Linked DNA regions of Mus musculus: regions 1, 3, 4 and 5 are each linked to region 2. Evidence: chromatin loops called from intact Hi-C (ENCODE). Cell type or tissue: heart. All regions are shown on one strand. Each heading gives the region's core, and the rest is flanking DNA. Links, peaks and the distances in the headings are about the cores only.

Region 1 (6,044 bases), core at 474-5,473, 75 kb before region 2:
CCAAGCCCAATGAAAATGGCACAAACTCAGCCTGAGTTAAGCTTAAGTATGTCGGTCGCAGCAGCTGGTAGATAATCCGTAGATGGATAGAACTTGCCTCAAATGTCGGGGACCAGTCTTTATAAAAATATGGTGAAGCCGTTCTTTCGTAACCAAACTCCATAGTACAGCGATGTAGCTTAAAATTGCAGTGGGTAAGTTAATTCTAAATAAATATGATTTTACAAGCGTTAAGGTTTACTTCAGAAATGTTGGTTCCAAAGGGCAGAACAGACCTCCTTCAGTGGCTTTATCGAGTTTACTCATGTTATCTTTATTCTTATCACCCTACTATGCCTTGCAAATTTTTCTCAGATGATTTCCTTCCTAAAGGACTGTAATTGTCAACAGCACCCAGGGCATACGGACTGGTCAGTCTAACGAAGGCACACACTTTTTCTGTGCATTCTGTAAAAATTGTTCTCACCTTTTAGCCGTGATGGCCACATCCTCACAGGAGCAGTAAAGTCAAAAGATCTGCACAGATCACAGTCTCAAGTCACTTCAAGGGCAGCACAGCTGGATGTAGGCAGAACTAGAAGGTGTAAGGAGGGGGTGGGGGAGTGTGGGTGGGATGCCAGGTGATATAGCAAGCCAGAGAATGTCTAATCTAAAAGCTTTGTAGGTTTTCCAAGCTTAAAAATAAAAAAATGCAAGTGTACAGGCAGGATTTCGCCTGACCACTGTCACATGTCTACCTCAATCATCCGTTCACTATGGAAACAGGGTGAGGAAGGAAACTAGCCGCTCACCTAGTCCTTCACCTCCAGATCCTCCCTTCAGAATGCAGCTTTTCCTCCTGGCCGCCCTGCTGAGCGCTGCAGCTGCTCTGCCAATCCCTGTAAGTACATGGCGGCGCTTCCCTCAGCCACCACAGGGAAAGCCTTCAGATTTCTGGGCTAGGAAGTATCTTTACAGTTGGCAGGAGAGGAAAGTGGATTTTGGGAATGTGTCGGGGTCCGGGGTCCATAATCTCCCCGGGTCTAAGGCTCTGTGTGTCAAAGCTCAGCTTCTGCAGACAGTTGCTACATGGGTGGACCTTAGGCAGGAACTAACTCATGCTTTCCCTGTCAAATGAGTCAGAACAAGTCCAGAGTGTATAAATGATTAAAAATGGTTCTAAAACACTTAAAAATCCTACTTGCAACAGAAAGCTTTTAGCAATATAAAACAAGTACTCTACAGGGACTCAGGTGGGAAGTTAGCAGTCGAGCTGAGCTTTCTTTATTCTGCCCTACATCATCCAGCGTAAAGGCTTCTCGCAAAGATGCCCAACTTGACCTGTCAGACTTGATTTTACAAAGAGGAATATTTAAGACTACTCGCACTAGTTCTAAGCTAATAGTAAACAAAGTTATGTCTGAGATACACAGCTCAGGAGCATGACAACTCATTATAGTAGTACATTTGGATGTCTTTTCTGAACCATCTTGGAAAAAGAGGTTTGGATAACAACCTATGCCCTAGTGCAGTGTGCCCAGATATTGTATTAGATCAGCGTCTCTCCTTGCACCATTAATAAGAACTGTTGGTGGAATACACTCTTGGTAGAGCTGGAGCTCAAACGCAGGGCACTGCACATTCAGGGCATTTTCTCTCTTGCCCAGTTACATCCCCAGCCCAGACAAGCATTACCGTCCTACCTACCAAATGAGAGACGCTGCTTGTTTCTATAGGAACTCTGTGCTAATGAGACTGTTGCAGCATACACACTTCACTATGTTCCAGTCTGTGATTTCTTTAACTGTGAGCATCTCTGAAACACTTATTGTCTCACCCACGGCGTGGCAGCGCGTCATGACCACTTAACAGCAACACTTGCTCTGCTCCGTGAAATAATGGTGCATTTTATGACACCACTTTGAACACATAAGACCTAGCGATAAAACACCACCAGCTGAACCTTTCGTTGTGCACTGACTACAGTCACACTCTCCGCATCTGTAATAAGTGAGACCCGTAGGGACAACTTACATTTATTGTAGATAGTGTCCAGCACCAGTTAAGCATAAAACCCTCTCCCATGCACATTTTTGCAACAAGGGGACTTTCAAAGGAATGAGAGATTATTCAGAGGTTATAGGGAGACGACAGAATTTAAGTTCAGACTCATACTCCCACCACTTTGAACTTCTTTATACCGAAAGCAAGTCTAGAGCCGTACTGATGCTAAATATACCAGTGTAAGGCATGTATACCTTGCCAACATATGGTGTGTAATCATAAGAACTTTTGGGAGTAAAATTTTAAAGCCAAGAAATGAGTGGCATTGTAAGTCATTGAACAAAAATCAACTCAGCATTTCCCTGTTAAATATGAAGCTTACTTCAGACGTGGATGCAAGGCTGTAGGCAGAATGCCCCACAGGACACTTTTAGGCTGTTCTCATGTAAAATAAAACGACTTGCTGGATAACGGATACAGCTTCCAGCTGCTTCACCGTGTTGCTTTTCTTGTCTTCAAGCTTGGACAATCCGGAGGAAGTTCCAGTGAACAGGTACACTGTACTTCAAACGGCACATTCGCCACTTAAAAGCTGTCAAGTTCGCAATCGGAACGGCTCACGCTGTGTTTCTGTTTACAGAGATTTAACTTGTACGCACCACAAATCCTGCCTTTCTTCCCTCCGTTTCCCCTTCCGCAGGCTCCTCTGGTAAGTCGGGTGTTGGGAGTCTCAAGTCCATCAGCTGGGCGATGGTTATCACACTTTCCAAGGAAAAGAAATCCATGGTGTATGGTGGAAGCTCTTCCTTCCCACCAGCAGAGGGCAGCCGCGAGCGGAAGGTGCACCCGTGCAGAGAACACGGGAGATATTGGCTTAAAAAAAAAAAATGAACACTGGACACAAGGCCAATCCCTGGGCACTTAGTATAATCAATCAAGCAAAAATAATTACAGCTTCTAAAAGGAAAATAGCATATCCGACCCAGAGCTCTGTGAGGACAGCGGTCTAGAGGTATAAACCTATTCAGCGCACGCACACCGAACACCAAGAGGCTGAAGGGAATAAAGAACAGAAAACATCAAGGGAAACAGGCATGACTTGTCTCACTCCAAATCACCCTTTCGTTCCTTTTTTTTTTTTTCTAGATCCCGATTCCCTTTCCCTTCCCTTTTGATCCAAATCAGGTATGTGTACTTAAAACCTCCCTTAAGAAGATACTTAAATGACTAAAGCTGATAACCTTTGTTTGATTTAAAGAACTTAATGGACAATTCCCTCATATCTCTGAGCTGAAGTGGCTATGCTGTGTATTATACCATATCATCCAATGTTTAAATACTATTGGAACTGTGAGAGGAAACCATTGGCTCTTTCCTGACCAGTTTCCCCTAAGTATAACTCAGCGAGCATGTGTGAGTTATCATCACAGGTTGTCGTCACAAGATGTCCCCCGCTGTGCTGAGATTCCCACAAGGCACACTGTGGAGTGCACATTTCCAAAGGTGTGGGAGGGGTTGTAAACTATCAGTGAGAGGAATTAATGAAGGCTAGGGGGTCTTAAAACTATGTTTCCGGCCCATTGGACTTGCAAACTTTATATGCCCCAGTACAGGGGAACGCCAGGGCCAAAAAGGGGGAGTGGGTGGGTAGGGGGCTGGGGGGTGGGTGGGTATGGGGGACCTTTGGGATAGCATTGAAAATGTAAATGAGGAAAAGACCTAATTAAAACAAAACAAAACAAAAAAAAAAAAAAACTATGTTTCCATTTACCAGGCTAATTCAAAGTTGTAACTCTAAGTTGAACCGCTAAATTGTAACTCTTGGTTTGTTCTCTTTCTTTTATTCAAGGTTCTGACACCTAATCAGCTTCTGGAGGTAAATATATTCTGCTCTGTCCATCTATGGGGTCTTTAAGAATACAGCATCTAATAGCATATAACTGAGCCAGTTCATTCTGGAAACCACTGCACGGATTCAGTTCATCTTGACCCACAGGCAGGGCACCTGGTAAATCCAAAGGCCAAAACAAAGGCCAGTGTACGAGAAGAGTTCTTTCCATTCACTCAGTTCTAACGTGACAAGACAAGGTCATTATTACTGATGCGAGTTAAGTGAAAAAGCGAGGGGTCAGAAAACCTAGAGGAACAGAATAAAGTGCTTTAGGAAGAGAAGGTAGATTCCAATACTAAGGAATTGGCACAGCGTGTAATATGTGAAACCTTATCAAATCTAAACCCCAAAGGAGGTTTGCTTGTTTGTTTTTGAGACAAGCTCTCTATAGTCCTTGGTAGCCTAGAACTTAATATGTAGACCGGGCTGGTCTCAATTTCTAAGATATCTGTCTCTGCCTCTACCTCTCTGTCTCTCTGTCTCTCTGCCTCTCTGCCTCTCTCTCTGGGTCTTTCTCTCTGCCTCTCTCTCTGTGACTGATTACTGGTGATTATAACGTCACCAAGTGGGTCTTCCAGTTGGAGCCCAGCTGCAGGGGCACCCAGCATCCTGTGCTGGGAAACTAGATCTTCATGTTACCTGTAGACTTGATCCAGCTTCGTGGCTTTGCTCAGTTCGCCAGCATGGACAGCAATGACCTGCCTGACCTCTGAATGTGTGCTCGCTTCAGAGAATCTGACTCACTCAAGTTGCCAGGGGCCTTCTTAGAGGATCCCAACAATACTTAGGGAGCTAATCGCTCTTCTCTTCCCTCTCCATATCCCTCCCTCCTCCCCTCCTCACCCCTTTCTCACCCTCCCCCACACTCAGTACTCAGAATGTTGCTTATACATAAGAACGCAGAGGTTGGTTTCACTATTCCTAGTGTTCTGGGGCAGGCAGCTTTGTACATAACGGGGATAATGGATCACCATTAGTCCAATCCAATCTCTTGAAGAAGCTGCTGAGCTCTACAGGAAGCTGCAGAGCAACACATCTCCAGTGGAACAGCTGTGTAAGCAAATCAGCAAGACAAAGCCCCATTCATAGCTTTGCAGCAGGAAACCATTCAACAGGACATTCCCATCTCCAACCAGAGTGCCGCTTACTCAAAGTGGACGGGGGGGGGGGGGGGGGGGGGGGGGGGGGGGGGGGGGGGGGGTCTTCAGCTTTCTCACTTTCAAATGCAGTAAATGCAGTGAGAAGGTAGAGGAAAGTAGTTCCATAAATCAAAGGAATTTGAATTATCTTCAATCTTGTACACATCAAGTATGATTTCCAATGAAACATTCACGTACAAAACATTTCCGCTGACACATGTGCTAGGATGAATATAAATTGGAAGGCAAACCCACCGAGACTACTTACCCCTTTCTTCTTTTACAGTTAATCACTTCTATTTTGAACCAACTGCAGGTAAATCTTATTTTCATAAACAACAAAGTCACTAAGTGAACTCTGGTTAGTATTTAACTTTTTTTTTCCCCTTATTTTTCTAGGGCTTCCTTGGGGTAAGATTTTATTTCTGGTTCTATTGATAAAGGTGACATCCATTGTCAGGGAAGGGGGAGAATAACTCCTCTAAATCAACCCAATGCCTTAAGCCAATCACAGTGCATGGTGTTATGAATTCAGTTCCCAGACCTTTAAGATCAGAATCTCTGCATCTCTAACAGTAAGTATCTTTTCACAAGGCAGGTTTCACAAGGTTTAAGATTGTAGACATCAGCACAACCTTAGGTCGTGAACTCTCAGGTACTTACATTTACCTTGGGCTTGCTTCCGGCGACTGGACAACTCACAGCAGCAGACTGAGGAAAGCCTACTGTAAAATTACCAAACACAGCCATGGTCTGACCTCAAGGCAATGCCCAAACCCAATTTTAAGGGGGAAAAGTGTGTTTTCACCCACCAGCCTTCCTAGTAATAAGTTTCACTGCTCTGGAATATTACTCATACTTTTTATTTACCACTATGAAGACTCCCCTCTGTCAGGCCTCCACACACCATGTGGAAGAAACTACCTTCTATTTAATACAAGATCCTTAGGGCTTCAGTTTCTTGGCATTCACAGATCACCAAAGCACAAAGCCAGTCGCCCGATCACACCAGTATTTCAACATCAACAACA
Region 2 (6,044 bases), core at 688-5,687:
GGTTGGGGTAGGGTAGTGGTGAGGAGGAGGGCGCCTGGATCCCTGGTCAAAAGCCACGTGGGGTGATTCCGGTGATGCTGTGTGGCTGTTCCGCCACAGTGCCCCTCCAGCAGGACAGCACCAGCTTACAGTTTACCAGAGGGTATCAGCTCCTTGCTGTTTACCTTTTAAACACCGCCAACTCCCGAGGTGGAGAGTCTTTGTATGCATAGTAATCATTAGCTCACACAACTGCTGTGGGCGCTTGTCAGTCTCATGGTATCTGCTTACTTGTCTAGGAAGCCTCAGAATTTTAAAGCAAATATCGAATAGCCCTTCCTGTGCCTGAGACCCCCTTTACATGTCCCATTGGCTGCATGAAGTTTTCCCAAGTGCTCCCCCACGGCCATTAAGTTCTGTGAGGTGTTAGGTCTCTCTCCTTCTACACTTAATCTACCCATATCAGCCAGGAAAAGACCAAACGTAACATTTGAAACAGTGTGTACAGAATGTATAACCATTGTAGAGATAAAAGATCACGCTTAAGCCATGAACCATCGAAGTCTGATAGTAGTATAAGATTTTTTCTCTTTAGTTTTTCCATTGGTGTGTAGTCATTGTTCATGGTATTATATTAAATAATATATAATATTTTCTTTCTTTTAAAAAATTTTTTAACCTAGGAACCTCTGTCTTGTTTCTTTAATCATTTTGAAACCACTAAGTTTTTACAAAGCAATATGCAAGTGATAGTGAGCTAGTAACATTTTACAAAAATTTGTACACTTCTACAGTCTACGCTAATAACAGATTGCCACAAAGCTAGAAATGTAAAATTCATCATGGTGATTTACAGTGTGGTTAGAAGTTACTAAGGAAACCTTGCATTGTCAGTCAATGGATTCCAACACAGAAAATCAAAGAACCTCCCTGTCTTCTAGTTACTAAGAGAATTGTGTGTGATGCTAAGAATCCTGAAGTATATATTTACAGGAAAATGGCTGATAAGAATCAATAGCATCGAGTCAAATCAACTAGGTTTCCTAATAAAATCATAGCTCTGATGTCTACCTTACAGAGGGAATTTGTGATGTTATTAATAAATATAGACACATGTTTTGTTTTGTTTTGTTTTTCGAGACAGGGTTTCTCTGTGTAGCCCTGGCTGTCCTGGAACTCACTTTGTAGACCAGGCTGTCCTCGAATTCAGAAATCCTCCTGCCTCTGTCTCCCAAGTGCTGGGATCAAAGGTGTGCGCCACCACTGCCCGGCTGACACATTTTTACAGGATGTTAAAAAATACATAAGAATAATGTATTCATTGTTACTACTTGAATTTGTAACAGACACTTTACATTTCCTGTGTCTCTCTGTCTGTCTCTGTCTCTATCTGTCGTCTCTGTCTACCTCTGTGTCTCTGTCTTTCTGTGTCTCTGTCTCTCTCTCTGTCTCTGTCTCTATCTGTCTCTTTGTGTCTCTGTTTGTCTCTGTCTATCTCTCTCTCTCTCTGTCTCTGTCTTCTCCCCTTCTCCTGGCTTTTTACAGTTTTCCTGGGTTCCAGGGATGGAACTCACATCACCATACCTGCACAGCAAGCCCTTCACTGCCTGAGTCATCTCTCTGGCCCTTGCTTGTACTTTCATCGTGCCTTATGCACATACACAATTGTATGCATCTATCTACATCCTGGGGACTCACAGATGAGTGAGAGCACATTTGTCTTTCTGAGACTGGCTCAATTCACATTTCCCTGTAAACACTGCAACTTGGTCTTTACGGCTGAGAACATTTCAGTGTGCATATACCATACCTTCGTTAACACACACACACACACACACACACACACACACACACACACGTTGCTGGATGCCTAAGTTGGTTCTATCCCTTAGCTCCGGTAAGTAGAGCTGTGATAAACATTGCCACGTGTCATCTTAGGAGTAGTCTAGCTGGGTCTTATGGTAGATCACCATGCCAAGCGTCTGTCTTCTCCTGTACATTCTCACCAGCGCCTGTGTGAGGAGAGGAGGAGCTTGAATTTGCATTCTGAATGACTGACAGGACCTCACCTGAGCTCTGAGTTGTTTTTGAAACTCAGCCAATCCGACTGGGGGAGGCGGGAACCTCAGTGTAGCTGGTGTGCATCTCTCTGATGGCTGCTGAAACTGAGCAATTATTTTTTTCATGTTTATTGGCCATTTGACTTCTATCTTTTCAGAAATATCTCTTCTTTAACCCATTTATTGCATGGACTTGGTATCTTGAAATTTTAGTTTTTTAAGTTCTTTGTACCGTCTAGATATTAGTCTTCTGTCGGATGTACAGCAAGCTAGGATTGTGTCCCATTCCTCAGCCACCATCTGTCTTTACTTGGTAACTTTTCTGGGCAGAAGTTCTTAGTGTCACAAGACCTCACCCCAAAAGAATCTATGTTAAGCTACAATTTTGTTAGAAAATAAAAGTAAGACTAAACCTAGGTTTTCTAGCACCACCCATGATCCCAGCACTCTGGAGGCTAAATTTCACACCAGCATAGGCAACAAAGTAAGATCTGTCTCCAACAACAACAGAAGAAACACACAACAAAAGGCAAGACAATCTGTTCAGAAAGCCAGTTCTTAACTCTGTCTGTATGAACTATGAAGCCCTAACTTAACCCTGAAGAAACGACAGGTCAGGCTGGAGTTGGGGAGCAGCCATACCAAAATACCCCTTGCTGCTTCCTCTCTGTCTCAGGATTTAGATGCTGAAATAGCATATTGGCATTCGTTTTTAAAAAATAAAATAAAATAAAAAACAGGTGATCTTTCATTTGTTAAAACCTGGTACTACATTTTAAAGCTATTGCCCCAGGACATGGCTGGACAAGGCAAGAGCGCCCTCTGCTGGAGCACAGGTATCCCGAGGAGAAATAATTAGAGACTAGCAGTGTGTGCCCCAGCTGATCACCAAACAGTCTTTTTCTTACATCTGGAGCACTGGGGTAGATGCTGTCTAGCTATCCGATAGGTGAGTCGTCTGAGGCTTACAGTTATTCCCCATGAGTAGCAGAAAGGAATCTCAGACCCAGTTACCCAGAGCCAGATTTCTCTCTGAAGAAACTGGAACGGCTTCTAAGTGGACGAATTTGAAATGTGTCCCAGATGACCGTTGGTGCTTAAATCCACCCCTAAGGGCACTCATATGTCGTCTATCACTTGTGTTTACACATGTAACACACTGCAAAGAAGCCAGGTTTCCATAAAGGCAAGAGTTCACTGTAGTCTGAATTTATGGGAATTAAATATTGTCATGCCCCCTGATTAAGTTCTTGAGAACTAAGAATTATTTTTATTAAATAAGCTTGGATAGCAATAGGGTTATTTCAAAATATTCACCTGCTAAATACCAAAATCAGTCCCCGGTTCTTTCTGTTTGCCTTTATTCTCTGATCTGATCCTGCATGCCAGCTTTGATCCTCCAGCCATGGTTTGATAATCTGTCTCTACCTCTGCCTCTCAGTGTCTCTTTGACTCTTTCTCTTCCTCTCTCTCTCTCTCTCTCTCTCTCTCTCTCTCTCTCTCTCTCTCCCTCCTCCCTCCCTCCTCCCTCTCTCTCCTTCTCCCTCTAATTTCATACAGCCAAAGCTGAATTCAGCTCGCTATGAAGCAAAGATGACATGAGCCTCTGCCCTTCCTGCCTGCCCCTGTCTTCCAGTTTCTTCTGCTTCTACTTTATATAACAACTCTGCAGCTGGTCATCTTTTTGTCACTCTGGCAAAATACTGGTGATAATCAACATACACAGAGAAAACGTTTATTTTTGTCCACAGTTTTGGAGATTCACGCCTGTGATTGGTTGGCCTCACGGTTTCCAGAACTTAGCTAGGTAACAGTTCAAGGTAGCAGGCAGTAAGCCAAGTGTGGTGACTCATGCCTCTAATTTTAGTGCACATTACGCTCATTATCACAAATTAAAGACCAGCTTGGGCTTAAATACTGAGACCCAACATGAAACAAAACAGGAAGCTTCCTTGCCATCTGTTCTTGAAAGAATTATTAAAAGATTTCTGTCAGTTCTCCTTTAAACGTTAAAAAGAAAGAAGAAGAAGAAGGAGAAGAAGAATAAGGAGAAGAAGAAGAAGAAGAAGAAGAAGAAGAAGAAGAAGAAGAAGAAGAAGAAGAAGAGGGAGAAGGAAGGAGAAGGAAGGAGAAGGAGAAGAAGAAGAAGAAGAAGAAGAAGAAGAAGAAGAAGAAGAAGAAGAAGAAGAAGAAGAAGAAGGAAGGAAGAGGAGGAGGAGGAGAAGGAGAAGAAGGAGGAAGGAGGAGAAGGAGAAGGAGAAGAAAGAAGAAGAAGAAGAAGAAAGAAGAAGAAGAAGAAGAAGAAGAAGGAAAGAAAGAAAGAAAGAAAGAAAGAAAGGAAGGAAGGAAGGAAGGAAGGAAGGAAGCTGGGCATGGTAGCTAGAATTTCCAGTTCAGATGTGTCTATATAGAAAGCTCTAGGCCAGCCTGGGCTACACAGTCAGACCCTGACTGTCTAAAACGAGCAGTCTTGAGTGCCAATTTAATTTCTTACTAAAGGCCTGCTCCAGTTTTTAGTTTCCTTGTGAAGCAGTTTCAGTGGCTGCCATTCCTTAGGTCTGTGTATCTCATGTGGACTCTGTCCCAGGGCTGTTCACGGTGCTCTCAGAGTCGTTATTCTGTGAGGTCCTAGTACTGCCCCTGCTGTACTCTGTTTTCATGTTCTGAATTCTATTTCCCTTGGCCATCCTAGCTTAGAATGCTAGGATGTGGTTCTTTTCAAAGAATCCTGGGTTCTCTTCTGTTTCTGGTCTCTGTCCACTTACTCATGGCTTCTCTGCTGTTTCTGGTCTCTGTCCACTTCCCTATAATTAAGTCTTCACTGTTTCTCAGTCGTCTTGCCTTCTGTTTGGTTTAATATGACTTGTAGCTTCTTTCTTAATCTTCTTTTACTTTTGATATTATAATGTAATTATATCATGTCCTCCTTTCGCTTCCTTCCCTCCAAACCCTCACCATGTAACATTCTCCCACCTTCAAATTTGTGGCCTCCTTTTCCTTAATTGTTAAAGTAGTTGTGTGTGTGTGTGTGTGTGTGTGTGTGTGTGTGTGTGTGTGTGTGTTCTATGTATGAGTACAGTCTGCTCAGCCTGTATGATGTTACTTGGTTTCAGGGCTGACCATTTGGTATTGGATAACTACTTGGAAGTGGTTTCTCCTGCCCTCAGTTGCCTGTAATTCTTTGGTTAAGGTGGAGGGCTCGTGAGCTTCCCCCCTCCACAGCAGTCCATTGTTGTCCTTGTAAAGCTCTGTTGAAGCAGACCTATTAGTGCTTTATGGTGTAGACTCTGACGTTTCTAGGAGACTCAGACTGTCCCTCTGGCTGTGGTGATCTTTCTGCCCCCCCTCCTCTGCTATGATCCCAAGCTTTAGGCCTAGGGTAGTGTTACAGATGTGTCTGTTGTGACTGTGTTACAGATGTGTCTGTTGTGACTGTGTTACAGACGTGTCTGTTGTGACTGTGTTACAGATGTGTCTGTTGTGACTGTTACAGATGTGTCTGTTGTGACAGTGTTACAGATGTGTCTGTTGTGACTGTTACAGATGTGTCTGTTGTGACTGTGTTACAGATGTGTCTGTTGTGACTGTGTTACAGATGTGTCTGTTGTGACTGTTACAGATGTGTCTGTTGTGACTGTTACAGATGTGTCTGTTGTGACTGTGTTACAGATGTGTCTGTTGTGACTGTTACAGATGTGTCTGTTGTGACTGTGTTACAGATGTGTCTGTTGTGACTGTGTTACAGATGTGTCTGTTGTAACTGTGTTACAGATGTGTCTGTTGTGACTGTGTTACAGATGTGTCTGTTGTGACTGTGTTACAGATGTGTCTGTTGTGACTGTTACAGATGTGTCTGTTGTGACTGTGTTACAGATGTGTCTGTTGTGACTGTGTTACAGATGTGTCTGTTGTGACTGTTACAGACGTGTCTGTTGTGACTGTGTTACAGATGTGTCTGTTGTGACTGTGTTACAGATGTGTCTGTTGTGACTGGGCTCCACAACC
Region 3 (6,044 bases), core at 305-5,304, 330 kb before region 2:
TAACTAAAAATAAGAATAGATGAAAGCGTCTATACGGAGCAAAAGAGGATTCAGCTGGAAGCTTACACCTTTGGGAGGTGAGGAAGATCACAAAGACGCTGATCAGGAGTGTGGGGGCCATGGTGAACTGCATCAGATGAGATAACCGACAAAATATTTAATACGTCTGGGCACCGTGTGTGTCAGATGCACATGTGAGCTGCCCTGTGAGTGCACAAAAACAAACCCTGATCCTCTGGGAGAGAAGTAAGTGTCTTGGCTATTGAATCATCTCTCCAGCCCCCAAATGGTCCCAATCTCTCACTCCAGTGCAGGCTGAAGTAACTGTGCTATAGGAGGGCTCAGGTATCTCAGCAGCTGCCATCCCTCTTTGGACTGGATGAGCTGGGGAGACATGTGACCCAGGGAAGCACGTGACCCGGGAAGCACGTGACCCGGGGATGCTACTTTGCTTCTTTGGGCATCAAATTTTTCATTATAAAATAAGAAAATAAACACATTTTGGGATTTAAAAAAGATATACTCATGTTAAGAGATACAATGCAGGTAAGGTATCTAGCACAGATCTCTCACTAACCAAGTTCTATATAAATGATAGCAGCTACCGTTTGTGCAAGGCTGTGTGGTGCCTGCCTTTGGTGGAATGCTAGCTTGCTTCCCCAGATAGTGATAAGAGACTCATTTCCTCATAGGACTCACAGCTGTCCTTCCAGTCTCTAGAAGTTATTGAATTGTGTGTAGTGGCAGGGAATTGTGGACTCGTTCTTGACTGTGTTCTGCAACCTGTGGCCTCTGATCGAATGTGACCTAAAATGGGGTTTTGATGTCCCCCAGTCTCTAATTAAGAATACTGTGTGTGTGTGTCTCGCATGTGTGCATGCGTGCCTGCGTTGCAGCGTGGGGAGTACCTGAGTGTGTCATACCCGTGTATCAGTGTTAGAGAATAACTTGTGAGTGTCTGAACTCCCCTTCCACCATGTCAGCTCTGGTGGCAGAGCTCAGGTTGACTGGGGTGGCAGCCATTTCTGAGCCATCTTACTGGGCATCCTCTGCCTTAAAATGCACCCAATTAAGTGTTGGGAGCTTTAAGACTGTTGCCTCTGCAGACGCTTGAACTGCAGGTAAGGGTAATTTGAGGAAGTCCCTTTTAGTCTGGGAGAACTTGTTAGTATGAAGTCTCCAAAATCTCCCAAAATTCTCCATTTGTTTTCATTGTAAAATACAATTATTAATGAATTTCACATGGGAAGGATGATACCACTACACACGATCTTTTATAGCCCCAAGCCTATTCTGAAAATAGGATTTTGTTATGAGAAGAAAAAAAAAAAAAGGATCTGGACTGATTTACTTTTGACCAGAAAATATTCTAAATACTTGACTTAGTTTAAGTCATCAAGCTTCAGAAAGCTTGCGTTGGGCATGTATGTCTATTTACTTACTTCTGTTAAGCCATTTTGAGCTGAACAGGTAGGTTAGAAAAACCAATATATCAAATTTAAACTTAAGCATTTTCATTTTTTTCTCCCTACTCTCAGAGGAATTTTTTGTTAAGAACGGTGGCGTGCCTACTAATGACTAGCGTGCATTTAGCTAGGGGAGTAAATACAACTGTTCTGTAATATATATAATAAAGAGCATGAGGCTATGTTTTAATTTTGCCACAGGACCGTTAACCATTTGTCTGAGAAAATATTTTAAAGTACAAAAGGCGTCCTGTCCTGCCTGTGCGCAGGAATCTCCAGTCCGTCCTCGGCTGCGTGACCGGCTGCGAGTCAGCTGACTGGTCTGTCTTCTCCGTCCTGCCTTAGCTCAGGGCTTCCTTTCATTGGACAGCAGCCTCTCCCACTCACTCTGTGCTCTGGAACCTTACTGCTCCCCACAACCTAGCTCACAGTTTCCGTTGTGTACCGGAACTGTGTCTGAACACCAGACCGGAACTCATTGGGAACTGATTTCTTTCTACTCTCAGCCCCTAAGGTGCGACTGGAGGTTTGGGGGCCCTCACATGACACCTTCCACATCCCGTCTTCTGTTCCCTGTGATCATTTTCTGTCTCTCAGATCTTAGAGAGAAGGAATTGCATTCCTCCTTTGCTTCAGCTTGCCCTGCCTCTTACTCAGCAGGAGCACCAAAAACACATGCCACGGCGGAACCAAAATTAGCTAACTTTCACATAGACAGAATGATGCCGCCTTACAGGTGGCCATACAAAGGATTTCTGGCAAGCCAGCTTTAGGAAAGTAATAGCCCTTTACTCTTTAGCTCTCTTTAGCTCTTTGGGCATCGAGTCTGCAAGAAGCCACTGAGTGAAAGAATTATCGCCATCCCAGTGACAAGAGCCTCGTTCTTCCTCTTCAGTGTGACTGGACACGGATGAGGTGATCCATGGAATGGGTGTAAGAGACACGTGTTACTCTTTACAACCAGACAGCCTGTCATAGTAACTGCGTTCCCCCCCCCCCGACTCCCCGGGAGTCTACACTGTTCTAGCATATGGTCTAGAATATGCTCAGAAACCCCCTCATGAAGTACAGTGCCGTTAATGCACAGCAAAATGACAATTACAGGCTCTCACGGCCCATCACGGCCACGGTTGCAGAAGTAGGCCCTAAACCAGGACATGGTTTGGGCCAAAGCAATGGATAGGGACAAGGAAGATTCTGGAACACAGACTTGCACAGCACAGTGACTTTAGGACCTGGGGAGTGTGGGGGAAGGGAACAAAGGCAACATCCACACTGGAAACCAGAGCTCACTGTCTCCTTCCATCTCCACTGACTAGTTCACATGTCAGGAATCTTCTCATGGTCACTCACCTTCACTTATGCTCGGTGTAGACATATTTTTATGGATTTTTATCATTTTATAAATGATATGTCAACTATTCCATTATATTGAGGTGGTTTTGTCTCTTACGAAAATTTCTTGATATCTTCTTAATACTATGCGATAGTTTTTAACTTGAGAGAAGTCAAGTTCTCCCTTGGGGAATAGGCAGTACTACCTGTAACCACAAGAGGGCGTGTGTCAGCCATCCTAGAAGGCAGCCACCTATAGGGCTCTCTTGTACTAGTCTTAAAATTTGTTTTCCCTGCATGCTGCTGTCAATTGTTTGTCTTCCACAACGTGTCAGTCTTCCTGCCATATCTCATATATCCTGCCAACTCAGTGGCGTTGCAACACGAGTGGATATTTCCAGAGCAGAAGGGAGCGGGCATTAGAGGAAAGGTAGGTTTTACTTTGCCCATGGCTAAGGTCCAGCTAGTTGGCAAATGGCCACCACACATGACCCTTCTGGCTTTGAAGTTTGTCACTTGGACCTTTGTGATTTTTAGCTGACATTCCGATGTGGTTTGGTGACATGCAAATCTGACAGCGTTTGCTTAACTTTCTGGATACATGCAGAAAACTACTTCCATGTGAACCTGATTCCCCATTAAAGCTGTTGACACAGCCCCTTCCTCTCTTTGTTGTCACACGCTGCACATAGGTGGGGAACAGTGTTTGCTCATTACAGTGTCCCAGAATTCTTATTCCTCTGAAACTTGTGTAGAAAACCATGGTTTCATTTAAAGAATGAAATCACACTGGAAAAAAAAAAGCGATCAATGCTTGGAAATTTTCAATCATCTGTTGTAGGGATTATACTGAACTAGAATGTGACATAATTCTGCTGGATACTGTGCACGTCTGGCCTAAGCACCCAACAACATTTTGGTAGTTAGCTTTTTTCACTTGCTGTTCTTTTTTTCTCTACAGAGCTAAAATTGTTATTTGAGAGGAATAACTCTGTTTATCCTCTGTTCCTCCACACACCCTTGCTTAGTTTTCACAGTCTGTGGTTGAAATGTCTGCAAGGAAACAAGAGACTCAGTTTCACCAAATAGAAGTTCTTTCATTCATTTCTTCAAACAACAAATGTTTTACTTCTATGTCTTTCACTGGATTATATTAACCTGGGGGGGAAAAATCATTCTGACTGAAAGAAAGATTGGGTCCACTTTTTCTTAAATATTTATCTATTAGGGGAAAAAAGTTCTTCCCCACTAGATGGCAAAGCTATCTCTAAAAGAGAACTTCCAGCATAAAGACGCGACCCTGTGATGTGATGGGGAGAGGAGAGGCAGGCACAGTGTTCCAGTTTAGGATAGTAGTCATCCGTTGTAACCCATAGGAAAGACATATTCATTGGCAAACCTGAGGTGTTAAAGTGAAGTTGGCCAGAGCTTGGGCAGTGGTGTGCTGTGCTGTGTGTGCTGTGTGTGCTGTGCTGTGCTGTGTGTGCTGTGCTGTGTGTGCTGTGCTGTATGTGCTGTGGTGTGCTGTGCTGTGTGTGCTGTCCTGTGCTGTGTGTGCTATGCTGTGCTGTGCTGTGCTGTGCTGTGATGGTGCTGTGCTGTGCTGTGCTGTGCTGTGCTGTGTGTGCTGTGCTGTGCTGTGCTGTGCTGTGCTGTGCTGGGTTGTGCTGGGTTGTGCTGGGTTGTGCTGTGCTGTGCTGTGTGTGCTGTGCTGTGTTTGCTGTGTGTGCTGGGCTGTGCTGGGCTGTGACGGTGCTGTGCTGTGCTGTGGTGTGCTGTGCTGTGCTGTGGTGTGCTGTGCTGTGCTGTGCTGTGTGTGCTGTGCTGTGCTGTGGTGTGCTGTGCTGTGCTGTGTGTGCTGTGCTGTGTGTGCTGTGCTGTGCTGTGCAGTGCTGTGCTGTGCTGTGCTGTGCTGGGTTGTGCTGTGCTGTGTGTGCTGTGCTGTGCTGTGCTGTGCTGTGCTGTGTGTGCTATGCTGTGCTGTGCTGTGCTGTGCTGTGATGGTGCTGTGCTGTGCTGTGCTGTGTGTGCTGTGCTGTGCTGTGCTGTGCTGTGTGTGCTGTGCTGTGCTGTGCTGTGCTGTGCTGTGCTGTGCTGGGTTGTGCTGGGTTGTGCTGGGTTGTGCTGTGCTGTGCTGTGTGTGCTGTGCTGTGTGTGCTGTGTGTGCTGGGCTGTGCTGGGCTGTGACGGTGCTGTGCTGTGCTGTGGTGTGCTGTGCTGTGCTGTGCTTTGTGTGCTGTGTGTGCTGTGCTGTGCTGTGCTGTGCTGTGCTGTGCTGTGCTGGGTTGTGCTGTGCTGTGCTGTGCTGTGCTGTGCTGTGCTGTGCTGTGCTGTGCTGTGCTGGGTTGTGCTGTGCTGGGTTGTGCTGTGCTGGGTTGTGCTGTGCTGTGCTGTGCTGTGCTGTGACGGTGCTGTGCTGTGCTGTGGTGTGCTGTACTGTGCTGTGCTGTGCTGTGTGTGCTGTGCTGTGCTGTGCTGTGCTGTGGTGTGCTGTGCTGTGCTGTGTGTGCTGTGCTGTGTGTGCTGTGCTGTGCTGTGCAGTGCTGTGCTGTGCTGTGCTGTGCTGTGCTGGGTTGTGCTGTGCTGGGTTGTGCTGTGCTGTGCTGTGCTGTGCTGGGTTGTGCTGTGCTGTGCTGTGCTGTGACGGTGCTGTGCTGTGCTGTGGTGTGCTGTGCTGTGCTGTGTGTGCTGTGCTGTGCTGTGCTGTGCTGTGTTGTGGTGTGCTGTGCTGTGCTGTGCTGTGTGTGCTGTGCTGTGCTGTGCAGTGCTGTGCTGTGCTGTGCTGGGTTGTGCTGTGCTGTGCTGTGCTGTGACGGTGCTGTGGTGTGCTGTGGTGTGCTGTGCTGTGTGTGCTGTGCTGTGCTGTGCTGTGCTGTGGTGTGCTGTGCTGTGCTGTGCTGTGTGTGCTGTGCTGTGCTGTGCTGTGCAGTGCTGTGCTGTGCTGTGCAGTGCTGTGCTGTGCTGTGCTGTGCTGTGCTGTGCTGTGCTGTGCTGTGTGTGCTGTGCTGTGCTGTGCTGTGCTGTGCTGTGCTGTGTGTGCTGTGCTGTGCTGGGCTGTGCAGTGCTGTGTGTGCTGTGATGGTGCTGTGCTGTGCTGTGGTGTGCTGTGCTGTGCTGTGCTGGTGCTGAGGATACACAAGCTGTAGCCTGTGTGTAAAGGCACACCTGTGGTGCCTCCTCACAGGGCAAATCATTTTAGCCAGGGTTCAGGCAGTCTCTTTGATCAGAGTGAAAGTGTCAGTC
Region 4 (6,044 bases), core at 481-5,480, 220 kb before region 2:
GTGGACATGTAGGGGAAGCAAGCTTTGCTCGGATTCCCACTGGGGGCAGAGGGGAGATTGGTGCTTATTGAAGGATTCAGCCATGAGTCCCCATTGCCCCAGATCAGACAAGGCCCCTCTTTAAAGACATTTATTTATTTGTTTGTTTGTTTGCTTGTTTGTTTTTAGATTACAAAATAGCAAATTATACTTCAGAATTGGGTCTGAGGTAGTTCAGTATCTTTCCAATGGAATAGAACATGGAGTTAAGATTTTTTTTTAAACCCCTAGATGAAGAGCTACAAATCATTAAAACCTTCCAGAGAGGGTGAGAATTAGTCTTCCCCAAAGATGAGCACCCTAACTGCTTATCCAACTCCAAGTAGTGTGCCCTAAAATACTGTATGTGCAAGCAATAGCAAAGAAAACATTCCAGCTTGGTGTCTTTGTTCTGCTGCATCAAAAGATCCAATTACGTAAGGCAACTTACTATGTTTTCAATTAGAGGTTGTAAAAACTAAATTTAAATCTTCTCAAAATATGTTATGATCTACCACAAAAATCTAGGTAGACATTTTAGGCCAGCTTAAAATTATCAACATCACCAAGTCACAAAATTTTCTGCCCATATTCCCAAGTGTAAGCTTTCCTTGTTTTGGTTTGTGGTATCTGCAAGGTGTGACATATTTAGTCTTTCATCTTTTATCTAATCATTTCCATTCCCACAATTATGTCTTCCAAATATATCTTATCTATGTGTCCTTTTATTTATTTCTTCCATGTCTCCTTGCCATCTAATCACTAGGACACAATTCAAGAATCATGGCACTGTCTTAGTCAGTGTTTCTATTCCTGCACAAATATGACCAAGAAGCAAGTTGGGGAGGAAAGGGTTTATTCAGCTTACACTTCCACACTGCTATTCATCACCAAAGGAAGTCTAGACTGGAACTCAAGCAGGTCAAGAAGCAGGAGCTGATGCAGAGGCCATGGAGGGAGGTTACTTACTGGTTTGCTTCCCCTGGCTTGCTTAGCTTACTTTCTTATAGAACCCAGGTCTTCCAGCCCAGGGGTGGCACCAACCACAAGAGGCTCTGCCCCTTTGATCACTAATTGAGAAGATGCCTTACAGCTGAATCTCATGGAGGTATTTCCTCAAGAGAGGCTCCTTTCTCTGTGATAACTCCAGCTGTGTCAAGTTGACACACAATACCAACCAGTAAAGGTACCATATCCCCACAGAAGCCTATCACTATGGAACCATGACACCACATGCCATGGCACCATATGGCAATGGCACCATATCTCCATCAAAACACATCACCATGACAGCATACACCATGGTACCACATCTCCAATCACATTATCATTGTCACGCCATGACACCAGTCATCATGACACCATCTCACCATGACACCATGTCACATGACAGCAGATCACCATGATAGCATAACACCATGTTGCTATGACACCATGACAACATGTCACCATGACAGCATGTCACCATGTTACCATGACACCATGTTACCATGTCACCGTACACCTTAACACTGACACACCATGGAACCTTGACACCACACCAGCTTGATACTGTGTCACCATTACACCAATCACCTTATCACTGCCACACCAAGTCACCATGTCACAATGGAATCACACGCTATGGCTTCTGTCTAGGTCCTGATGTGGATTAGACACGTTCTTGGATCTATGCACCCCAACTCACATCTGGAAACTGCCTTTTTCTAAGTGTGTGCTCAATAGACCCATTTTAAGTTACTGGATCTTGTCCCACTGATAACATTGGGTCGGTCCGAGTTAGGCAAGGCAAAATCTTTCCCTAGACCTGACGAAAACCGAAATCATCTGTGTTGGTGGATATGTTGTGTCTGGATGTTGGTAGCCATGCTTCTCTCCATACATGTCAACAAAAGTAGGAAATGCCTGTGGCTGAGGAAGAGGAGAGAAGCATACAAAAGGTAGAGGACAGACCCAGAGCAGGAGGCAGAGCTCCGGGAGCAGGAGGTGGAGCTCTGGGAGCAGGAGGCGGAGCTCTGGGAGCAGGAGGCGGAGCTCTGGGAGCAGGAAGCAGAGCTCCAGTGATGTCTCCCTCCTTGGGCTTCTTGTATTTCATTCTAGTTTCCTTATGATAAGTTACTTTTTAAAATTTTTTTATTTTTTGGTTTTTCGAGACAGGGTTTCTCTGTGTAGCCCTGGCTGTCCTGGAACTCACTCTGTAGACCAGGCTGGCCTCGAACTCAGAAACCTGCCTGCCTCTGCCTCCCAAGTGCTGGGATTAAAGGCGTGCGCCACCACGCCCCGCGATAATTTACTTTTTAAATTCTTTCCATCGCTTAAAGAGTCCTAACTAACACACCATGGCAACCTCCTAATCGTGCTTCTTGCTTCCTGTCTCTATGTTGTGTGCCTCTGTGAGGAAAGCAAAACTTTATCTCTATACTTGGGTTTTTCAGCCAGACCTGAGAACCTAGCAGGGGAGTGAAGATCCGGAGGTATGGAGTTGAACACAAACACTGAATTGCACAGAGTAGAAAGTCGAGGGGACAGAACAAGGCAAGGGGGCTCGAGGAGGGCAGCTATCCAGGTAGAGAAGTAACAATGAAAATGAGGTTAATGTCAAAGGCATTTCCTCCTGCTTCCCTCGATAAGCACTACCCTTTCCTTTTGGCAAGGGCATCTTTTACATATGAACTTTTTCTTCTGCTCTCAAGAGACAGGTGAGAGCAGAGTGAGCATTATCCCCACACAGTTGATGCAGCGGCGTCATCTGAACGGCAAATTTAGGGCTGGTGTATCCTAAGCCCTCATCTACTCACAGGCAGGTAAAACGACTCAGAGGATGAAAACACCAGACTTTAGTTTAAACAGTGGGAGCTTTTTCGATAATAAAGTGGACACTTGCAAAGGAGAGTTGATGCGGGGTGTTCGTTTATTTAACTTTTTTTTTTTAATTATTGATTTTTGCTACGTACAGTAGAGGAGGCAGAAGGACTGAGAGGCAGAGGCGATGGAAATGGTGTCTTCCTCACATATCAGCCTGACACACATATGAACTCACAGAGATTGTGACAGCATGCACGGGAATATATAAAGTTATTGGTGACAGATAAAGGACCAGGACCTTCCAATATAAGAACCTCCTGTGCTCTGGATCCCGTGATCCTCAGGGATGGGGGTGAAGGGGTCCGGATGTTCAGAGGCTACAACAGCAGGCAATGCTGCCATCTTCTGGAGATTGTAGAAATTACACCATTGGGTCATTTTCATTCAAACGTTAGCTTCAGGAATGGAAGATTTATGAAGAATCATACTTTTTAAAAAAAGAAATAAAGATTTGGGTATGGTGGTGTACATAGGTAATCCCACTACTTGGCAGTCTGAGAATGGTCTACAGTTAGAGGTCATCCTGAGCTGCACAGTGAACTTGAAGCAAACCTGGGAGAGGGAGGAAGGAAAGAAAGAAGGGAGGGGAAAAGGGAGGGATGGAAGGAGGGATGGAGGGAGGGAGGTTGGTTCCAATTACATATAATGATAATGTTCATCTTTTAAAATCATAATGATATTGTTAACTTGTAACTCTACACTGAACTCTGGAAAGGCTGCAATTTAGGAATTGTTGTGTCGTCTTTGAGTGAGCTGCGTTTTTTGCTCTCACATGGTAGCACCAAATTATCAGCATCAAGCCAAAAAACCTAGCTTAGTTAAACGTACTTTGCGTAGAAGATACTCCAGATCCTGTGTGATTGTTTCTCCACCCAGACTGGCGAGAAGAATAACTGTAAGGGATCTTGATGGATTTTGGATTAGGGGTGCTCTTCTTGCTTAGTTAATTCAGAACAGAGCATCTAAGGTTGGCAATCAGCAAAATGATATTAGCACAAAAATGTTTGCAGCTTCACCACTAATATTGTTAAGGGAAAAGAAGAAAGATGAAAAGATCATTTGGGTAATTTGTGGGGATGTGAAAACTATAAAACAGGAGAAGACATGTATATTGATAAACACGTAAAAATGACTCTGACTGCGACTATGAAAACTGTCCATGTTTTCAGAGCATAGCCAAGAGGCCAAACTGTGTCTGCTGCTGGGTAAATGACATCAGGAACCTTCTGCATCCCGGTGAGTGGGCCGCCATTTCCTGCATGGCTCACGTGATTATTTCCTATTTGAAAAGCAAAGTAAGCACGCTCTATTCCCAAAGGGAAACTCTCAACAGCGCCCCCTACCTGTGCACACACACACACACACACACACACACACACACACAGTTTCTAGAAAATGGTGGAAATAGTTCTTCATTTTTTCCCCTCAAAAGACAACCTAAATGAAATCCCATTCTCAAGGGAACACGTCTCTTTTTTTGTTTGTTTGTTTTCCTTCCTCTGTCTGCCTGTCTCTTTTCTTTCTCTGTAGTTCTAGAACTTTCTCATCCCTCCAGGTCTTTTGCTTCCATCAAGCCTTCCCCTTGATAAGGCCGGGCAGAGATTCACATCCCTTCTGCCTTAAATGGAAAGAGATAGGAAAGTAGTCCTTTGAGGACCAGCGTGACCATCTGAAGAAAAATCGTATTGCCCTTACTTGTACGAATGCCTTTTGGAAGCACAGAAAGTAGAAGCCTACTTAGCACGGCGGGCTGGAATGGGGATAGAGCGCAGGAAGGGCACCAGGGTGCAAAGATAAAATGATAGCGGGAGTTGTTCAGCTTCCCCTGTGCTCGCCTGGCCTTCTTCCCCACCGGAACTAAACTCCAGCAGGTCTCCAGGCCCGACTATGTCTTGCCTTTCCTGTCAGCTGCACAAGGAGATCTCTGAGCAATCACATCATGTATATTCAGCTGCTTAAAATAATTCACTTGCTGATCTGTGTTGGAAGGGGGACCCGGGCTTCCTGATCATGTCTGCTCCAGTCAGAAGATGATTCTCCGGCAGGGATGTCTTCTGTCTGGTGTGTCGTGGTACAAAGGCAGAGGGAGACCTTTTATGATTTAAATCGTGGTTTGTCTTGACATGAAGCCGATGCAGATAGAAAAACAGTGAGAGAACTCAGGCAGTACCTACTGTAATTAACGCTCAGATGAGCGGTTTTTCAAGACACAAAACATCCTTGCATTTTATTCTGATGACTAGCTGTGTCTTAATTGTTATCATCTGAAAGCCAATGAGGTGCATTCACCAGATAGCCAAATGATGCACCTGTAACTCCCTGTCAGCAGAATCCAGCTAGCCTGGGGCGGAGGGGCAGAGTCCAATCCATCCAATGAACTGGGATTAGAGTTCTCCCTTACAGTTTCCTCTTCACCCGACAGAGGCCTAAGAACAGTCAAAAGGTCTAGAATTGAGCATTATATGATAGTACAAGCTCTCTGTACTGGCTGCACCTTACAATTACCTGGTACTTTTTTTCCATTGCTTCGAAAGCCTACCCACTAGACATAACCCAAGAAGGAAGGATATATGTGGGTACGTAGCTTTAAAGGGTTTATTCTGTGTGGTGGGAGGGTAGGGCAAAGCAGCTCACAACACAGCAGACATGAAGCAGAGAAAGAATTTCTCAGAAAGGGCAAGAGGCAGCATGCAGGCCGATACCTGCTGTCACTCCTTCCTCCAAAGGCCTTGCCGCCTACTTTTTAATGTCTCCAGATGACGTCATCAAGTAATGATGCAATGATTGGTCCATTCTTCAGGTCAGAAATCTCATGATCTAATTGTCCCTGGAAACGCATTCACGCACACTTCTAGAGATGGGTGTTCCTTTTCAATCAAGTTTCATTTTTGAAATAACCTAACACACTAATATGGTTTGTCTAACCAAATAGACTATATGCCACATACTCCAGTGAGGAATTTCTGGAAGAAACTTCTGTACCTTCAAAGCTAAAACCATCCAGTCAACTTTTCTCTGATGCCACTTCCAGTCAACACTTTATGCCACTTCCAGATGCAAGATGCAAGAATGTCTAATGTGTGTGTGTGTGTGTGTGTGTGTGTGTGTGTGTGTATTAACTTCCTTGTTAACTTCCTTGAGGAGTCCGAGGCTAAAGGCAA
Region 5 (6,044 bases), core at 353-5,352, 59 kb before region 2:
TGAGTGTGCGTGTGTGTGTGTGTGCATGTGTGTGTGTACGCGTGTGTGTGTGTGTGAATGTGAGTGTGCGTGTGTGTGTGTGTGTGTGTGCGAGTGTGTGTGTGCGTGTGTGAGTGTGTGTGTGTGCGTGTGTGAGTGTGCGTGTGTGTGTGCATGTGTGTGTGTGCGTGTGTGTATATGTGTGTGTATGAGAGTGTGTGTGTGTGTGAGTGTGAGTGTGCGTGTGTGTGTGTGAGACAGTGAGAGAGAGGAGTCAACATGAGCTATATTCTGCAAAGGTTCCATAATAGAAGCATGTTTCTATTGTAGTAATTTCTGTGATTATAACTTCATATATTGAGAGGTTTATTGTTCCTGATAAACCTAGATAATATGTAGATAAATCTAAAAATTTAAAGCTTATTGATACCAGAAAAAAAAATCTAGAACTAGTCATCCTACACAAACCTGGTTAAGACACCCTGACAGCAGATATAAAACCAGCAGGGCTCAGGAGGCTGAGGAATGGACTGAGGAGACCCAGTCCTGGGCTGGAGAGAGCTCAGGCAGTAGGCGAAGGCTGGCAAGCACAGGGAGATCTGTGCATCTCTCGGGGTACCAGCTGCAAAGCATCAGGAAGTGCCATTGCCTGGCAACCATTGCCTGAACCAGTTTGCCTTGCCATAGCCTATCGCTGGACCAATTACCGCTGCCCAGTGTATGAGTTGCCTTTCTTGGCTGCTTCTGCTAGAAATGAATGCTTTAAGAAGTGCTTCTCAGAGACGGGAATCAGGCCTAACCAATAAGATCTGTCTCAAAAGGAAAGTAAATGGCACCAGAGGAACAACAGCTGAAGAAGTCTTCTGCCCTCAACCTTACACATGGAAAGACAGACAGACAGGCACACACACGCATATGCACACATTCGAGCACACATGTACATACAAAGACAACCTAGGTTACACAGCAAATACCTAACCAGGCTGAGCTTTGTGTTACATCCCTTTAAAAAAAAAAAAAAACCACCAAGTTAAGAGATCCCAATTCTGGAAGAAAAACAAAGCAATCCAAACGACAGTCAAAAAGAAAAGCTCTGCCATCTCATCACTGACTGCCACAGGCTTTCTGTGGTGTTTTCTTTTACTAACACGGAGTATACAGACAATACAGGCATATAGACATAAACCTTAACGGATTAGCAATTTAAAAAAAATGTAAAATAAATCTAATATGCAAAGAGCTTTTCACAGCAAGCTGAATTTTTGTAAACAACAAGATCTGTTTAATGGATTGTCAGTGTGTAAGAAAATAGCCTATTTGTCATGTGAGGTCAGCCCTCAGCTGAGAAAAAGGGGGTGGGGGAGAGTCATAAGTGATCAGGCGAGCTAAGGCCAGGCTATAAACCCTTCAGCAAATGTGCTTTGTGTGCAGATCCCAGGGCCCCTCCTGGCTGGGCCTGCCGGGGGAGCTCCTTACCACGAGATGCTCTTGGCTGAAGAGCGCGTGCAGTTTCTCCTCGATCTCTCTCTTCTCGGCACTGGACTTCTGTAACGAGTTCAGGGCTTCTTCACCAAACTCCCTTTTCAGGGTGGCACTGATCTTCTCTCCGGGGTCCACCATCCCCTGCAGACACATTTTTGAGAAGTGGTGAGCTTTGGCTCCTTGTACACATATTCACTGAGTGGGACAATAAACATGTCTTACTGTATTTGCCCACAATACTCACCCCAGCCCTCTCTGAGAAGCACTTCTTAAAACATTCGTTTCTAGCAGAAGCAGCCAAGAAGGGCAAGGGTAATTGGTCCAGCATTAGGCTATGGCAAACTGTCCATGAAACAGCACTTCCTAATACTTTCCAAACTCAGACTACAAGGCCTGGAGGCAAGGAAACGGCACAGTGGCTCTTCCCCACCCATCTAGTTCATCTCAGCCACGATGGCATCTTCAGCAGGAAGCACCAGAAGTGCCCCCTTCTAAGGGCTGCCTCACTGGGCTTATCCAAAATGTTTCTCCCCAGAACCCACATGTTTCTCCACAGAAATAACTCATTCAGTTCCTTCAAAATGTCATTTAAATGTCACTTCCCCTAAATCGCCTTTTATTTTCTGTTCGATTTAGTTTTCTTTTATCACCTACTGGCACAAGATACTTACTCATGACATTATCTGCCTTTCCCAATGGAATGTAACAAAAGACGGGGTGTGTGTTCATGTGGCTGTCATACCTCACCATCTACAGTATTCACTCACAAAGGTACAGAATCGGTCAAGGAGACCAACAGGTCTCAGAACGCAGCAACTACTGCAGCTGCTCCCCTGATCGGAATTTCAAATGGAAATGATAAAATCCATGAAATCATTATCATGGGAGAGAAGCTGGCTGACTCGGCTCAGGGTAAGCAGCCCACATTGGATCTGTCAGCTACTGTCTGTAACTCATCCTGGTCTGACACCACAAAGAAAAACATATTCAGGCCCACAGCAGATTCATGGTCACATCAGACCCCTCCTCCTCACAACAGGATATACTACAAAACCTCGACCACACTGAAGACATGTCTTAAAGGTCACTTCAAACATATCAATGGTACAAAATTAGCATGAGCTAAAAGTGACGGGGACGTGGAACTTCAAGAGAAAGTCTATTACAAGTGTCATCTTTTCATTCTGCGTACAAACTGTAGGAATACCATAAGTAGTACTAAAAATATAAAATTGAGTTTAAAGTAGGGATTGAAATGGACCTTACATCATGAATGCCAACCTTATATGCCAGATGTTCAAAGGCTATCTCTCGGAGGTAAATATTGCTGTCTTCATTTTAAAGAGGAGCGCCTGGAATCACCCAGCGGCAAGTGCACAGGACAGAACTCGAACCTCGATCTAGCCAAACGTTCATGCTCCTTCCAAAGATGCCAGAATTGTCCTTGAATTCTAAAAACCGTCTATCATCCTAAGCTTGGTGACAAAGATCAGTCTCCTGGCACGGGAGCCTCACCGTGACCCACACCAGCATCCCCAGCAGGGGGCGCCACGCTTACCCCCGGGATTGCCCACTCTCCACAGTCTTTCCTCTTGATGGCAACGAACTGCAAGATGCATTTCCCAGAGACAGGGTGTGTGATCTTATTCCCGCTCTCGTCCCTTTTCCACCTATGGACAGGAACACAGAACAGCAAAGGATGCAGCTTCCACCCTCGATGACAGCGGAATAATGACTTCTCTCTTACAAAATACACATTTACCTAAAATAGGCCCGTTTAAAAAACTGTCTTTAGTAGACAAATGCTAATGCTCACCCCAGTTAAGGAAGTTTAGTTCACACAAGGGTGCTGTATTCTCTGTGAGGAAAATTTAGATTACACTCAGTTCTTACTACTTAAAGCCTGCCAAAGAAAGAAAAAGCTCAGAAGCAGAACATAATCTGAAGAAAGCTTTAAAAGGTGTAGCGTGGTATTTTCCACCAAGAATTCCCTTTAGAAACTGAAATGATCAAAGAGACTTGCCAACGCCTTTATTGGTCACGTCACCCTGTAATATCAGAAAAACAGTAACTCGGTTTCAGCTGAGTGTAGTGACTTCAGTCTCTGTGCTGTCTTAGATCGGGAACCCGGGGGGCAGGGGGAAGCTCCATCCTATACTGTCCTATGCCTTGAGTTAAATCCCACGGTTGGGTGGCAATCAGCTCAGAGCACACCTCCTCTGAGCACATCGTCTTTTCTGAAGACGAATCGCCCTTCCCTTCCTATCCCACACCCCCAGCTCCCAGGATCTTTCTAATGGTCATCTAGACAGAGGTAAGGATTTTTGTCTTTGCAGCAGGAACTGGGCAAAGAAGGCCCAGGGGGCGCCCCTCACTGCAGGGAGGCCTGTGCCAGCACACCGTTTGGGTGGCTCTCCGCAGTTCTTTATCTAACCCACAATTCCTCAGGGCTCTGGAGCAGAGCTAACGACCAGAGGGGTGCATTACAACAAGGAGCTTCAGACTGAAGAGCGCGGGAGACAGAAATAAGAGTTGGTGCAATGTTTGTTTTCAAGATACTAGACCCCAGAAATATCATAAAGAAGAATGAAATATTGGTCCAAGGAACTCGAGGTCCGGCAAGTGAGAGGGAGGATGGAGCTCGAAGCTAAAGATGCAGGGGAATGCTTACACAGCACAATTCTCAACTCTGTGTCCCTAAGAGAGCCGGAGAGTACTGTTCACACTGTAAGAACTCACTCACTGCCACAGAGGCGGGGTGACTCGGGCAAGCAAAGTGACCTAAAGCCAGGTGAAACGCTGCCACCATCAGCACTCGCTGTTTTTCTTTTACCGTTGCCTGCCAGATACTTAATAAACTCACTGGAAACTGATGGTACAGCTCCCACAGGGCCCTCTCCCTCTACAGCATTCTCTGCAAAGGGCAGCGACCCTGTGCGAGCAGGGTACCCCATGGCTGCCCCATGTCTCCCTTCAGAAGTAACACTGTTTGCAAACAACTTTACTCTTTCAGACCTTTGAAACCAGTGGGTAAGAGTGACCTGTCCCTTCCCGAGAGCCCCTGGAGGTCTTCCCTGTGCCTTTCTACTGAAAGCTCTGGATTCTTTCGAATGGCATCAAATTCTCTAGCAATCACGCCTTCCCGACTGGTGTTACAAGAAAACAGGTTTACTAGAGAACACTAAACCATGCTACTCCAGCTGACTCACACGCCCTATGTTCAGTAAGTCTCTTGTATCAGGAGGATGAGCTGAATGGCGGGGCTGCGTCATCTAGGCTCGTATAAGTACACCATGTGACAGGCACACAATGAGAAAATTGCCTAATGACACATTTCTTGGAACTTTGTCTCCAGTGCTGAGCAATGCATGACTGGGCTTCATAAATAAATAAAATATTTAAAAAAATGCATGACTGGACTTTATAAATAAATAAAAAACCATATTGCATGATTTTTATTTCAAGTTTCAAGTTTCAAATTTCAAATTTTCAACCTTGCAAATGAAACTATAGCTCTTCAATGACTAAAACCTTAATTCCTATACTTTTTATACCCTCTAATATGCCTCCTCAGTGCTGAAAAGAAAAAAAAAAGACAGATGTTTAATCAATATCTGCTGGGTGCATTCAAACTTTTGACACTGCAACATGACTTTGTCATTTACAAACCTCATGTTTGAGAAATGGGCTCTCAAGTTACTGCTCCCCGCCCCCCGCCCCACCCAACATCATGTCATGTTTGAAGTGAGGGTATCCTGTTATGCTGGGCCACAGTCTCTGGGCACACCGTGTAGCTTGTGGGCAGTAGCTGGACATGCCTGGCAGATAACACTTGTGTACACCCACAGGATAAAACCACAGCTGGACTAACGGACTGCTGATTGCTGATTCTGAGGCTTGGAGTCAGGCCTCAAATTCATAGCAATCCTCCTGTCTCAGTCTCCCATATATGGGGATTACAAACATAAGCCACAACACCTAGCTACAACCACAGCTTTGTCTGTATCCATCACTGTGATTTCAAAGTCCCATGTCCTTATAGAACAAACATATAGTTCTACACACACACAGACACAGACACACACACAAACACACAGACACACACACACACACACACACACACACACACACACAGAGCTGCTGTCTCTATTTTTCTGGTCACTTAGCTCTTTGCTACTGAAGCTCTTTCCCGGTCTTTACCTGGTTATAATAGGATCTGCGGCATGATTTGGGCCCCATCTCCCCAGAAGACCCCGGCCAACCAGTCCTGTCCTCCCTGCAGGGTTTCTAGGGTAAAAAAGAATAAAAGACCACCATACAATCAATGGAATGCATTCACCTTTTAAAATCTAGCATTTACCCAGCATGCACTCGTATACACATGTGGATGTGTGTGGGCACGTGTGTGTACATGTGTGCAGGCATGAGCCTGATGTTTGACCTGCGGTGTCTTTATCAACAGCGCTCCAGTTTAAGGAGGGAGGGGCAATCTGCCAGTTTAAGGCAGCCTAGCTAGCCAGCTTACCCCCTGGGACACCCTGTCTCTGCTACTTTCTTGAGTCCTAAGCCAGCATGCCTGCCCG

The links. Hi-C counts contacts between places; a loop is a spot of excess contacts. Peaks named below come from ENCODE experiments on the same cell type or tissue, not always from the same donor. Only the 100,000 strongest peaks of a DNase experiment are listed, where the experiment ranks them.
Region 1: it touches region 2 in a loop (3-fold over the local background); 9 of 42 quality-filtered maps call a loop at or near these places.
Region 3: a loop joins it to region 2, with 8 times the contacts of the local background. A loop is called at or near these places in 25 of 42 quality-filtered maps.
Region 4: a loop joins it to region 2, with 3 times the contacts of the local background. A loop is called at or near these places in 3 of 42 quality-filtered maps.
Region 5: it touches region 2 in a loop (4-fold over the local background); 15 of 42 quality-filtered maps call a loop at or near these places.

What each region holds. Positions count from the first base shown.
Region 1 is chr5:104,071,353-104,077,396 of GRCm38, reverse strand. It overlaps Gm17660 (predicted gene, 17660), which reads left to right. Exons shown (of 10, transcript NM_001163772.1): 2 at 810-880; 3 at 2,504-2,536; 4 at 2,624-2,692; 5 at 3,130-3,168; 6 at 3,833-3,859; 7 at 5,300-5,329; 8 at 5,413-5,424. The coding sequence starts at 824. Among named protein-coding and RNA genes, the nearest start is that of Gm17660, 3.2 kb to the left of the region's middle. In heart, for the core only: a CTCF peak has its summit at 2,789 (motif pointing right); DNase peaks (open chromatin) are centred at 2,766 and 4,576; H3K27ac peaks cover 999 bases; H3K27me3 peaks cover 415 bases.
Region 2 is chr5:103,996,781-104,002,824 of GRCm38, reverse strand. All of the region lies in intron 5 of Hsd17b11 (hydroxysteroid (17-beta) dehydrogenase 11), which reads left to right. Among named protein-coding and RNA genes, the nearest start is that of Hsd17b11, 22 kb to the left of the region's middle. In heart, for the core only: no CTCF peak of the experiment used is centred there; DNase peaks (open chromatin) are centred at 2,864 and 3,864.
Region 3 is chr5:104,330,537-104,336,580 of GRCm38, reverse strand. The region is part of intron 2 of Mepe (matrix extracellular phosphoglycoprotein with ASARM motif (bone)); the gene reads right to left. Among named protein-coding and RNA genes, the nearest start is that of Mepe, 8.2 kb to the right of the region's middle. In heart, for the core only: a CTCF peak has its summit at 3,008 (motif pointing right); no DNase peak of the experiment used is centred there.
Region 4 is chr5:104,216,256-104,222,299 of GRCm38, reverse strand. No RefSeq gene overlaps it. Among named protein-coding and RNA genes, the nearest start is that of Dmp1, 17 kb to the right of the region's middle. In heart, for the core only: a CTCF peak has its summit at 3,232 (motif pointing left); no DNase peak of the experiment used is centred there.
Region 5 is chr5:104,055,194-104,061,237 of GRCm38, reverse strand. It overlaps Nudt9 (nudix (nucleoside diphosphate linked moiety X)-type motif 9), which reads right to left. Exons shown (of 8, transcript NM_028794.4): 4 at 5,662-5,748; 5 at 3,020-3,131; 6 at 1,456-1,602. All of the region lies in intron 1 of Gm52783 (a long non-coding RNA gene), which reads left to right. Among named protein-coding and RNA genes, the nearest start is that of Gm52783, 4.1 kb to the left of the region's middle. In heart, for the core only: a CTCF peak has its summit at 2,998 (motif pointing right); no DNase peak of the experiment used is centred there.